Regions from separate parts of the Mus musculus genome. Here all the other regions are linked to region 3. The links are chromatin contacts, found by Hi-C or POLR2A ChIA-PET in ENCODE. All regions are on one chromosome and are shown on one strand. The core of a region is the stretch at or near the end of the contact, and the rest is flanking DNA. Distances in the headings are between cores, read along the strand shown.

Evidence for each region. Hi-C counts contacts between places; a loop is a spot of excess contacts on that map. ChIA-PET counts read pairs that join two places held with the same protein, here RNA polymerase II (POLR2A).
Region 1: a loop to region 3 is called in a map of T-helper 2 cell, with 2.0 times the contacts of the local background. The contact joins the promoter of Lrrfip1 here to the promoter of Ube2f in region 3. A Hi-C loop is called at or near these places in 2 of 37 maps with a recorded cell type or tissue (T-helper 2 cell and mature B cell). POLR2A ChIA-PET finds 5 or more read pairs at or near these places in 2 of 5 experiments (Patski and embryonic stem cell).
Region 2: a loop to region 3 is called in a map of v-Abl transformed pro-B cells, with 2.3 times the contacts of the local background. The contact joins the promoter of Hes6 here to the promoter of Ube2f in region 3. A Hi-C loop is called at or near these places in 1 of 37 maps with a recorded cell type or tissue (v-Abl transformed pro-B cells). POLR2A ChIA-PET finds 5 or more read pairs at or near these places in 2 of 5 experiments (Patski and embryonic stem cell).

The regions. Positions count from the first base shown.
Region 1 is chr1:91,051,125-91,054,919 of GRCm38, forward strand. It overlaps Lrrfip1 (leucine rich repeat (in FLII) interacting protein 1), which reads left to right and starts at 2,320. Exons shown (of 25, transcript NM_001310732.1): 1 at 2,320-2,599. The coding sequence starts at 2,534.
Region 2 is chr1:91,411,327-91,415,247 of GRCm38, forward strand. Hes6 (hairy and enhancer of split 6) reads right to left here and starts at 1,896. Exons shown (of 4, transcript NM_019479.3): 1 at 1,731-1,896; 2 at 1,567-1,653; 3 at 1,395-1,476; 4 at 157-1,156. The coding sequence starts at 1,811. The coding sequence ends at 732.
Region 3 is chr1:91,248,483-91,252,432 of GRCm38, forward strand. It overlaps Ube2f (ubiquitin-conjugating enzyme E2F (putative)), which reads left to right and starts at 1,822. Exons shown (of 10, transcript NM_026454.4): 1 at 1,822-1,955.

The DNA.
Region 1 (3,795 bases), core at 1,070-3,569, 200 kb before region 3:
AAACTTGGTGTAAAAGCCAAGGTTGGCTTTCAATTCTCAATCCTCCTGCCTCCACCCTCCAAGTAGATTACATGCAAGTGTAACCAGGACATAGCATTTAGATTTAAATGGCACTGCCAAGGGTCGATAGGAAACATACGGATTTCCAGATTTCTGGAGCTGGGAACCGCCCACGTCTGTCACCAAACAGGACAGACTGGGTTCACCTGAGTCAAAATGTGGCACCTGAGAGAGCAGGCTGTTAGGGTGCTGGCTGCCATAACATGTTGCCATTCTGTGGAATCGCAAGTCTTTTATGTGTTTATCGCTATTCTATGGCTGGTGGTGTATCCCAACTCTTGAGGCTAGGAATCTCACTGTCCTGCTCCCTCCCACTGTCCGTCCCCCCCACCCCCAGGGAGACAGTGGGAGGAGTGAGGGGAGGAATTATCCTTTTCTCTGGCTCAGCCCAGTTCCAGTTCTCAGCCATTTCAGTTTTATGGCCCTGCTTCCTTCTTTCTGTGCGAGAGGAGGCAGCAATGAGTGGGCTGGAAGATTGGAAGGGCCGCTAGGCTAGGACGGTATAGGGTGATGTTCTTTCCTAGACACCAGGCAGAGACAGAGCCTTGTTGTTTATGAGCTTGCTAGAAGCCAACAGATTCCATGGTTCTGGGGATATGCTCTGCAAATTAATAACAAATCTCTTCAGACATTGTCTCCGGACATGCAGAGCAAAGCAAGCTGGCCCCTGGGCTGCTGTGGTGGGGAAGTCCCAGGGTTCCACATGGCCAGAGGCTTAGATTCTCCCTATCTAGGTGAGAATACAGTAACCCGACTCTCTCAGGCTGTGTTATTAACTGGATTCCACTCTCACCTGTAAAGTTAGTCCTAGTAAAACTACTTGGACCCCCATAGAAATTCCACAGCCCTTGCCGTTACGGTGTTATCCAAAACTATTCTCTCTGATTGATAGAGCTTTGTTTGTAAACTGTGATGCTGAAACCAACTGCTGGGAGCAGGTCTTCTCCTTCCCAGGAAGTTTTCCTCATCTGAAACACTTCACCAAAGCTTGGTACCCATTTTCTTTCGGCCTGCATAGTACTCCTCAAACTAGGTCCCCTTCATCCCTTTGGTCCAGGCCATCCTGCCCCCTAGAACTCGTCTTTCTGTGTCTACTCTCTGGTCTACCCAGTCCTTCGAAGCACTACCCAGAGACTTAGTACCAGAATGCTGCTGCCCCACATGTGCATAAGCCAGCGCACACTGGTTCCTTGTTACCAAAAAAGCGTGTCAGCCGGGCTCAGATGTGACTGGCTTCTCTAGATCTTTCTGGAGTCTCCAGTACAGAGAAACAAGGCAGGGGGCCCTCTGATTTTCCTTTTGAGCCCGAAGAAGGCTCTTCTAGGGTGGAGAAAACAGGTCACCCAGGCCATGTGCTCCTGTCCATAGCGCACAACACTGGAACCTTCTGGTTGCTTGCCCGCTTGGCTTTAAGTTTAAATCAGGGGTGCTCCTGCCCAGTGGACGTGGAAGGCGCGTGCTGCGAGTCGGGTCACTGTCCAGCGTGGATACTAGTTCCTCGACGCTCCCTATCGGATCGCGGCTGTCACCTCCGCTTGATTCTCGCTCCTGTCCAGCGTGGTCATGGGCGGTAGCTTTGTGGTCCCCAAAGCCGTGCCGGCTCGGAAGACAGTAGTGACGGGCGCAGCTGCGCTCTGGCAGAGGCTCATGCGGTGTGGTTCCAGCTAAAGCCACGCGTGTCCTAACCGAAGGCGCGCCTCCCTAGGCCTGGGCTGGTCTCCCGCGCTGACTCAGCTGGGGACGGCCAGGGCGTGGCCAAGGGTGGGGTCCCCAGGGTCTTTCCCTCAGTCTTTCCGGTGTCTGCCGCAGGGACTGGGTGGTGATTGATGGCACAGCAGCTTGCTGGCCAGGAGCGGTCTGGAGGGGAGGGAGGCGGTTCCGGAGGCTCTGAGGCGGTGCAAGAGGAGGAGCGTGGGTGGGGCTACGGAGGAGGAGCTGGGGTCCCGGGTAGGCGGGCCCGAGTGGACCTCATGGTAGGAGTGCTTTGGCTGAGAGTGCCATCGTGGGCGAAGCCGACGACTAAAGTGGCAGAATGTGGCTGCGAGGAAGGAAAGTTGGAAGCAGATGGACACAGGCTGGGTGGAACCATAGAGGAAGGGGTACAACCCCCTGGAAAGAGCGCGGGAAAGGGGCTGGGAAGGAAGGAGAGGCGGGCATAGGGTGGGTGGGGCGTGGGGAGAGGCTGGGCGGGGCTGGGGCGGAGTATGCCCCCGGCTCCTCTCTTGCCACCCCCGCCCCCGGCCGGGAGCCACCTGCGCCCCGCCCCGCCGGCCGCACCCCAGCTAGGGAACCTCGGAGTTGGGCGTCCGAGCGTGTGCGCCCAGGGGATCGTTGAAAGTTCTACTTCTGCCTGGACGGCTTTCCTGGATCCCAGAATGTGGCCTCACTGAGAACCCTCTGCCTGTGGACTAGGGAGCGGGTCTTCCGCGCGAACTCTTGGGTGGGAAGTTGGTCTGCACTTCACTTCGGCAACATGACCAGCCCAGAGGGCGCGCAAAACAAGGAAATCGACTGTCTGAGTCCAGAGGCGCAAAGACTGGTAAGAGGGAGACATGATTCAGACCTGTGCCTGCCAGCAACCGCCGCCTGGGTCCCTCAGTTGGTTCTAAGGTCAAGGACAGTGGCCCCTTCAGCTACCGTGGTGCTGCTGGAGTAGAGGCGAGTGGGCTTGGGCCACTCGAAAATCCTGATATAGGGCAGCTCCTGCCTACCATCAGGTGGTTGGCTGAGTGTAAGGTGTCCGTAGGCGGAGCTCTGAAAAGTACATTTTATGCTCCAATGTTCCTCTCAAGGACGAAAAGGAGAGTGGGCTCTCCCTCCACCCCTAGTGATGGTCTTTAGGCAGGCTTTGCCCAGCTGGCTGGCTCTGGCCAGGACCCAACCGAGGTCTGAGATCTGAGGGTGGTGTAGAGTTTCACAGGGAACTGCTGGTTTGGTGTTTTACCGAGTACAGCACCTGGGTCCTCATCCAGCCGCACCACCTTGCCATGAGTGGCTTGGAGGGTTTACAGGTTCTTGACCTCAGGAACACCTTCCTCTAGGATCCAGGGCCCCAGATCCACTTCGGCGGGTGCCAGAAGCCACTTGTGTCTGGGCAAGGTGCTTACGCATATTTTACTTCCCGAACTTACGTAGGGACAGTGGATGAGGACGACGGTGATTGAAAATTGGGCACCGGGGAGTTGGGGGATTTTTGGTTGTTACAGCCTGTGTAGTTTATAGTTTTGGGGTCTGGGAGTTCAGGCAGGATCCATAACCCAAACTAGCCTTGCTCTCAGGATTCTCATGTCTCAACCCTTCCACTATCGGGCTTACAAGCCTGCATCACCCACCCACCCCCCCCACCCCCGCGCGCCTTATCCATGGCTGTGGTTGCTTATTAGTGGGAATATTTCAAAGTAAATTGTACTCTGTGAAACCATGTATTTTATGGAGTTGATACCAGAGAGAGGGGGAGACCCAAGGTTCCCATTTTAGCAGGCTTTTGTGAGACCTTGATAAAAACTGAGCCTCAGCCACTCATTCTCCAGGTAGGAGTTAATCCTGTAGTTAGTTGGTCTTTAAGGAAGAGTAGTCGAGGCAAGGCTGCTCTGACTGGGGGAGCTTCCTCCAAGTGCTAGGAAGGCTAAGTAAACTTTTATTCCAATGACAGACTTGTAAAATGTCAGTTCCTTGCTGAGAATTGCTGGGCTTTTTTCCCCTGTCTGTTTTATAATGTTTATTCTATGTCCCTAC
Region 2 (3,921 bases), core at 646-3,145, 160 kb after region 3:
CCTAGGAAAGTGGGGGAACACAGAGGACCTGGCCAGCAGTGGGGACATCTCTATCAGCACCACACGAATACACTTTGCTAACAAAGGGTGGGCCCTTTAAAAAGGTATACACTAGTGTTGGATGCAGTTGAACATTCACACATTGGACACATCAATGACAGTACACCAGGAGCAACTAACTCCAAAGTTCTTTATTTAATTCGGTTGGAGCATCGATGGGATGGCAACCAAACTCACACGCGCGCAACTGTGTTACAAACGAGGAGCAGCTTCAGTGACCGCAGAATATGCCCGCCTCCCCTGGTCTCATAGCCAAAGTAGCAAATCTGAACTTCCTTTCAGGTCAGGATTGCTGTGGCCTGTGTGTCCCTGCCCAGGACCCTAATGCTCAGTCTCAAGATTGGCCACTTCTGCCCTAGATCCTCAGAATGCCCAAAAGGCAGGGAGAGGTGAACACGAGGGAGCCCTGGCAGCTCTCCAAAAGTCTCCTGTCTTTCTTTAGTGCACCCCCTGGCCCCCCAGCCACCATCCAGAGCTCTAGGGTCCACGAAAAAATAGTGCTAGGGACCTGCAGGGCCTGGCCATTAGGGTTGTCATTCAAGTCATCTGTTGGAGAGTGGGGAGGGCATACCTGGGGGGCATCCTGAGCTGTCTCCACCTTATCTGATACCCAGGGAGGAAGCAAACTTAAGGATGGCAGCCACCATTCACAGGTCCCTGGTAAGTGTTGGTCACCAAGGCCTCCACACACTCTGAGCCCGGCGAGCTGCAGTCAGGCTGCCTAAGGATGTAGACACCAAATCCGGCCCCTCAGCAGGCACCCGGTTTAGTTCAGCCTCTGGGATCTCCTCTAGGTCAGAACACAGGTCGTCCCCGGGACCTGGGGGACTGGACAATGGGGATTCTGGGGACCCTCCTGGAGGCCAGCTGCTCCTCCCAGAGCCTCCAGGCAGCCCAGCTAGGGAGTCCCCCAGCAGATCCTGAAAGCTGCTACCCTCACGCAGCGGCATGGATTCTAGCAGGTGGTTCAGGAGTTCAGCTGAGACAGTGGCATCGATGGCTTGGCACGTGGACACGAACGTGTGCACCTCATGCATGCACTGGATGTAGCCAGCAGCGAAGCGCTCGCTTGCTTCAGCCTGCAGCTGCTCCCGCTCTGTGCAGGAGGGTGGGAAGAAGAGAGCAGCGTCCCGCACCGTGAGCAGTGACTATCGTGGCTCGGACGATCCGCTCCGCGGGTTCGGGGCTCACCCAGGAGACACAGTAGCGTGTCCCGTTCTGGGGGAAGCCCTTGCCATGGATAGGACCGGGGCTCCGGGAGCCGACGTGTCCCGCTGTTGGGTGGCAGGCGTGCCCGGTCAGCGCCCCCGCCCTCGATCCCCGCCGCCACTCACCGCGCGCCCGGCCTCGCAGCGCGCCCTGCACGCGCCTCACGGTCAGCTCCAGAACCTCGGCGTTCTCTAGCTTGGCCTGCACCTGCGCAGAGGGGAAGGGAGTTGAGTCCGGCCGTGCGCTTCGGGGTGCACCCTGAAGGTCCCCCTCCCCCCTGCACCTTTCCCGTCGCACCTCGGTACCGGCCAGCAGCAGCCGCAGCTCCTGAAGACTCTCGTTGATCCGTGCGCGTCGCTTCTTCTCCACCAGGGGCTTCCGGGCCTGTGGGAAGCGGCTACTGAGCCCCCTGGCCCGCGCAACCTCCCCCAAGCCCATCCACCCGTAGCCCCTGTCCGCACCTTGCGGTCCCCCCGTGCTTCCCAGCGGTCCTCATCCTCCTGGCCTGCACGGTCCCGGCTGGGCGCCTGGGACGGAGCCATGGTCTACGGAGCCCGGCGCCCTAGTGCAAACTACTCAGCGAGGTGGGTCGCAGCCCGGAGGCCCCACTAGCTCTCCGGAGTCTTCCGGCCCGCGGGACCCCGCCCATTTTATAGCAACTTATTTACATGTCAATGCACCGATTGGCTGTGCGTGGTCGGAGAGGCCAGCCGTGAGGCAGCCTGTAGCCAATGAGAGCGGCGCGCTTTGTCAGGCCCCGCGGGTCTCTGGCAGCTGGCGGGGCGGAGCCCACAGCCAGACCTCCTGCCACTTAGGCCGGGCAGGACTCCTGGGCAGTGACCTCCGGCTTCTCTCTTGCTGGTGTGCTTGTACTTCCTTTCGCTGAGTTATGAGGCCAGACCTGCCTGCCTGTAAGCTCGGACTTAGCTATACATCCTTCGGTCCGTATATCTATCCATGCCGCCCTTCCACCCACCTCTTCACCCATCCATTCCTACAGGGCATTTGCTTCCCTTGGTTCACCAAAAGTGCTCTCGAGAATAGCGCTCCAGTCCCAGAGCTGACTTCAGACAGGGCAGTGCCAAAGTCAAGTCCGTGACCTCGGGACCTGGAAGGGGCTTCGGGTCACCGGTGGCGAGAGTGCAAAGTCCGGGGAAAGTACGAGCCAATTTAGCAGCAGGAACAGGACCCTTGTGTGTCCTTTTGGACCCATTAAGACACCTATAACCTTCTTACTCCAAGGTCCGCGGTCGTTCTTACTAAATCTCTATTTCTCTGTGCTCTAAGTCACTTACCCAACCACTACCTTGTCTATTTTAACCCCACCCCAACTGCCCCCAGTCAAGCTTCTCCTTCCTTGTTCATCACCCCGTACCCGCCTAAGCGCCTCTCATTTCCCTCTAGTTCCTCCGCATCCTCTTTGCGGTGGTCTCACACATCCCTGTTCCCCAACCCCTCTCCACGCTCACCTCCCTTCCCCGCGAGTCCCCTTAGAGTCCCCCATCCCCACTACCCCCAGTCCCTCTCAGCTCCTCCCCCTTCTATTCTTGGTTCCTGCAGGCCGAGGCTGCTGTCTGGCCCCAGTAACTTGATGCCCGTGACAGTTGGCAGCTGCAGCCGCTTCCGCAGAGAAAAGCGGCAGGCCGGCCAGGAGCGACAGGTGTTGGCCGCGCCTTTGTCTAGCTGGCTTTGTCCTGCAGGCTGCAACAGGCACGCCTGTGTCGGCCAGACGCCCAAGCCCCGCGTCGTCGGCGGTCCATCTGCCGGCCCTGCCTCGCCGCGGGAGGGGTGTGTGTGTGTGTGTGTGTGTGTGTGTGTGTGTGTGTGCGCGCGCGCGCGCCCCCTCGGAACCCCTGGCTCTGCTCCAGCGTTCTTGGATTTCGGCTGCTGCTTTAGAGCCAGGACAAGGAGCCAGCTCCTAATCAGCCTTTACATACTCCATCCTTAGGCCTGGACACCACTAAGCACTTCAGTGGCTGCCTGCCTGGGCACCGTTGAGGTCTTGGTAACTGGTGCTTCAGTCAGCCTGGCTGGAAGACCTTTGAGGAAGGGAAAGTACAAGCAGGCATCAATTTATTTTATTTTAGTGACTCCATTAGCCAAGTGGCTTAGACTCCATTGGTCCCAGCAGCGTGACTACTCACCCCATCTCAGGCTCAGGAAACCCTTCTCCTGTTCACCTCCCTCAGTTAAACTACTAGTTCCTGCCATTTGTCCCCTGAACCATACCCTACCTTCAAAGTTTGCCTGCATGCAGATTTCCTTAGTAGTAGGGCCTTTTAATCCCCCCCCCCCCCCCCAGGCAGGAACAGAGAACCCCAGAGGCTAGGCAAGGCCATGATGGCCACAGGGTGACTAGTTAGCAGCAGAAATTAACAGGCTGTAAATCCCCAGAGGGACAAAGGCAGCTGTAGGCCTGCAGACTTCCAAGGGCTTTGTGGGCAATCTGCCCAGGAGACCCCAAGAATTTCCTTTTGGTTTGAAGAGAAAGGAGAGGGGCAGTCCTTCTGGCCGTAAAGTTCAATTAAGAGTCCTCCAAAGGAACAGTGAAGCAGTCCTACCTGCCACGAGAACTTTGTGTCAGACTGCACCAGTACTTGCAGTCAGAAGGCAGGTTCAGAGCACCCAGAAGCAGACCGTGAGTGAGGTCCA
Region 3 (3,950 bases), core at 572-3,071:
CATGCAGTACTTGCCCAATAACACTGGTTCTGAACACCTGCCATGGGTCCAAAGAAGAGCGGGGAGAGCAAGAGGGGGTGCCGGGGTGAGGAGCCGTAAGAAAGTGCTGTTTAAGCTTAGGAAAACAAGACAAGCGTTAGCTGAGCAAAGGTGTTTTCCTGAAAGAATGAGGCAGCTTGTCATAAAGAGTTCACTTGAGTACTATAATGGCTATTCCTGGTTATCAACTTGACTATATCTGGAATGAACTACAATCAAAATTGGAGGACACACCCGTGATCCAGATGTTAAGGCTGGAAGACACAAGTTTCTGATCTGGATCACAATGAAAATCCCTTAATATAGAGAGACATTCCATAAGCTCTGTGACTCTAGAGGACGCTGATTAATACCAGTACCATCTCTTCTGTGTTTGCAACCTCCCTTAGATCAAAAGCCTTATTTGTTTGTTTATTGAGACAGGATCTCACTATGTAGCTCAGGTTGCCCAGGAATTCACTATGTAGACCAGTCTGGCAGGTCTGCCTCTGCTTCCCCAAATGCTAGAATTAAAGCCGTGTACCACTAGGCCTGGCTGCCTTTTACCCTTTCTATCTGTGCAGGAGTGTGTATCTGATGGAAGCTTGAGCGTGTGTAGCCATGTGCCACATGGGGTGGTCAAAGGATAACTTTCTTCCACTTTTTTGTTTGTTTGTGTTTACAGGATCTCATTGAGTAACCTTGGCTTGTTTGGAACTCTATGTTATCTAGGCTGGCCTCCAACTCCTATGTGCAACCCAGCTCTGCGGGGGATCTCTTCCCCTCAATGGAAGTCAGGGTACTTGGTCCTAATCTGAGGACTCCTCTGCCTCACATCTTCCCGAGTTTGGAAACAGGTCCTCATGCTGACAAACGCTTTACTCCCTGAACCCAAGTGCCTCATTTCAAAAGAAATCTTAGGGTCTAGGGTGTGGGGGGAGGGGGGAGACGGGGGGGGGGGGGAGGCGGGGGGAGGGGGCGGGTAGCTCAAAGGTAGTGCTTTGCATGTGAGACCTCCTGAGATTCATTCCCCAGAATTGCTAAGAAAATCACTGGAAACCTGACGCTCCTTGTTCTTTTCCACAGAAAATATCCTCTTTCCAAGGCCCTACCTCTCTAGGAGTCTTGCCGAATTCTCTCCCAAAGTAGGCTATCTCCAGTCCCACAGGGACTGAGAATGCATACCACACGAGCTGCAAGTAGGATGCTGCACATGGAACCCCAAGGCCTCAGGAGGTAGGGTCTCTCTACATATCTCTGGCTGTCCTGGAATTCACTATGTAGACCAGGCCTTCCTCTTGTCTCTGAGCGCCGGGACTGAGGTATGCGCCGGAACTCCCGGCCTGAAGTAGATTTTTAAAAGTGCATATAGGAATATGAGAAATTAAAAAAATAAGGAGCAGGAAGAGTGTCCTCACACCCAGCAGCCACCTCTAACTATCCCATGGCCTTAACGCAGCTGCAAACCGGTCGGATTCTTTGCGTTCAGGAATGGTGCCGGGCACAGGAACTTAGCTCCACCAGCAGGCACTGCACTAGTACGATATTCCTAGGGAAGCAAGCCGCTAAATGAATGGAAACAAACCGGAAGGCCGCTAGGCGGTCGGGGATGCTTGCGCTTCGGTGACCAATCAGCAAAGGTCTTGACACATGGCCCACCCTCAGGCCGTGCTCTTCACCAATGAACGAGGGCCGACTAGTTGACCTGTGTATGTCCTGTGACTGTCCACGAGTGGAGCTGCCAATAAAGTTCTTTTGTAGCTTTGAATTTTTTTTTTAAAGTGCCCACTGCGGTCACGGCGCAGTCCCCGCCCCGCCACTTCCGGTCTCGCCGCCGGGAGCCGGTGCGGCTGTGAAGGCCAGCGCGACTCAGTGCCGCTGCTCCGCCGGGCATGGTTTTGGGTGCCGGCTCGCCTCGCCTGACTCGCGGTGCTCAGGTAAGCTGGTCGCGCGGGCTGGACTGAGGCCGAGGCTCCTGTCGCCGAGCGCCAGGCCGGACCGCGAGGTCGGCGGCTGACGGGAAGCGCTGGGCGGGCAGCGAGCCCCGGCGGCTCTAGAGGGCCGGGCCGAGGCGGACCCCGTGCCGCCGCCCGCAAGGTCACGGTGCGGAGCTCGGGCCGTCCGGGAGGCCGAGGCCGAGGCCGCGGCGGGGAGGCCGCTGCCCCTGAAGGGAAGCGGGAGGTGGACGCGGCCCGCCACGGCGACGGCGGGGAGGAGGGGCGGCCGGCCCGCCTGGCCCGGTTCGGTCCCTGACCCGGTTCCGCGGCGTGTCACCCGGGGTGTGGCCTTCTCCTCGGCCGGCTCAGTTTCCTCCGTCTCCGGTGGGCATTGGACCCACTCCTCGGCGCTGCCGGTGGGTTGGAGTTGCTGGGGAAGGCTTCCCGGAGGGGCTCTTGGCCTGTGGGTAAAAATCTGCTCTCCTTAAGAACCTAGTCGGGCTTGGCGGTGAAGGGAAAGAGGGCATCCCAAGACCTGGTTATCAGATTGAACCGAAGGTTCCAGAAATGAGCAGGGTGGTGTTGAAAAACAGTGAGGTGGCTGGGCCTGGTGCCGAGGCTTCCTAGCTGTTTGGGCCGAATGTGGGGAGCTGGGCAGTAGGCAGAGTCATAGGAAATTAAGGATAGTGATTGTGGGGAGCTTCAGGAACAGAATTAACAGGAGTACCTGGACAAAATTAACTTGATATTCAGTACCCAAAATCAAAGATGAGCTCCAGAAGTGGTCAGTCAGTAAGCCTGGCAGGTTAGATACCCTTGGACACTCATGCTGTACGGTTTAAGTCCCGATCTGTTTCTTTCAGCTTGGAAGGTTAAACGGCCCTAGTGGCCCCTAGTTCTCTTAAATGGCTTAGATTGGAGCTGTCAGTGAGGAGTTAGCCTCACTGTGAGCCAACTGGCCCTGCATAGGTCACACCAGCCTGATTTCAGCACAGCACATAGGAATGCTGAATAAACATGACTTGATGAGACTGGTAAATAACAAGTTGCAGTCCTCTTTGGATGCCCTAAAAGTTGGTCCCACCCAGAGGAGGAACTAACTGGGCCAAATACAACTTGTGGAGTTGGAAACTGAGCATGCTGTTCAGAATAGCTGATCGGTTCCCAAAATACTGCCTTAGTCACAGTGTGATTTTCGAGCAAAGGGAAGTTTGGGTCAAAGTGGGGTTTTCCAGAGGTGGGACGTGTTGAGGAGGGAACGAGAATTCTGAGGCAGCTTCTACCCTTTTGATAGTTTGAGTAATTTTTTTTTTGTTTGATCCCTTTGTGGAGATTTAATTTTCTGATTGTGGGGACATTTCCAAATGGAGACTTTGGTTTATTCCCTCCCATGCTAGTGAAAGTGATACAGATGATAGAAAAATAGGTGGATACTCTAGTCTTACCTGCCTTAGAATATGCGTGTTGGGTTTTCTGTGGAGACACCACTCGTGTTGTTTTCTACTCTGCACAGTCTTTGCACAACATGTTCTATTGGAAAAGCCTACAGCTTACTGAAGATTACAAGCTAGGATCTACACCTCGAAGAGTAGAGCAGGGTACGCCCATCCTCTGCCTCCGATAAAGCCCAGTGTAGAAGAGCAGTGGAGAGCATTAAGAGAGCCGGTGGGCAGCCATGGCAGGTCTGAGCAGCACAGTGCAGGTCCATAGGGTGAGGAGCAGCTCTGTTGTGACCACTAGGGGACTGCCTGCCAAACTCTGAATGCCTTTCCGTTTTCCTTTTCACCATCTGCCTTACTGATATCAAAGGTGAAAACCTGATGGCCCTCATGTGGAACATACACCTCTGTCCCAGTGGTACGTCGGGTTGTTATCTTGGACCATTGTCAGACACCCCTGATGTCCCAAGGTCTGAGCATGTAACAGTGGACTTAGACTTGGCCAAGGTAGAAAGCACTACCTCATGATCCTGTTTGAGGAATTTCTGACAGGATC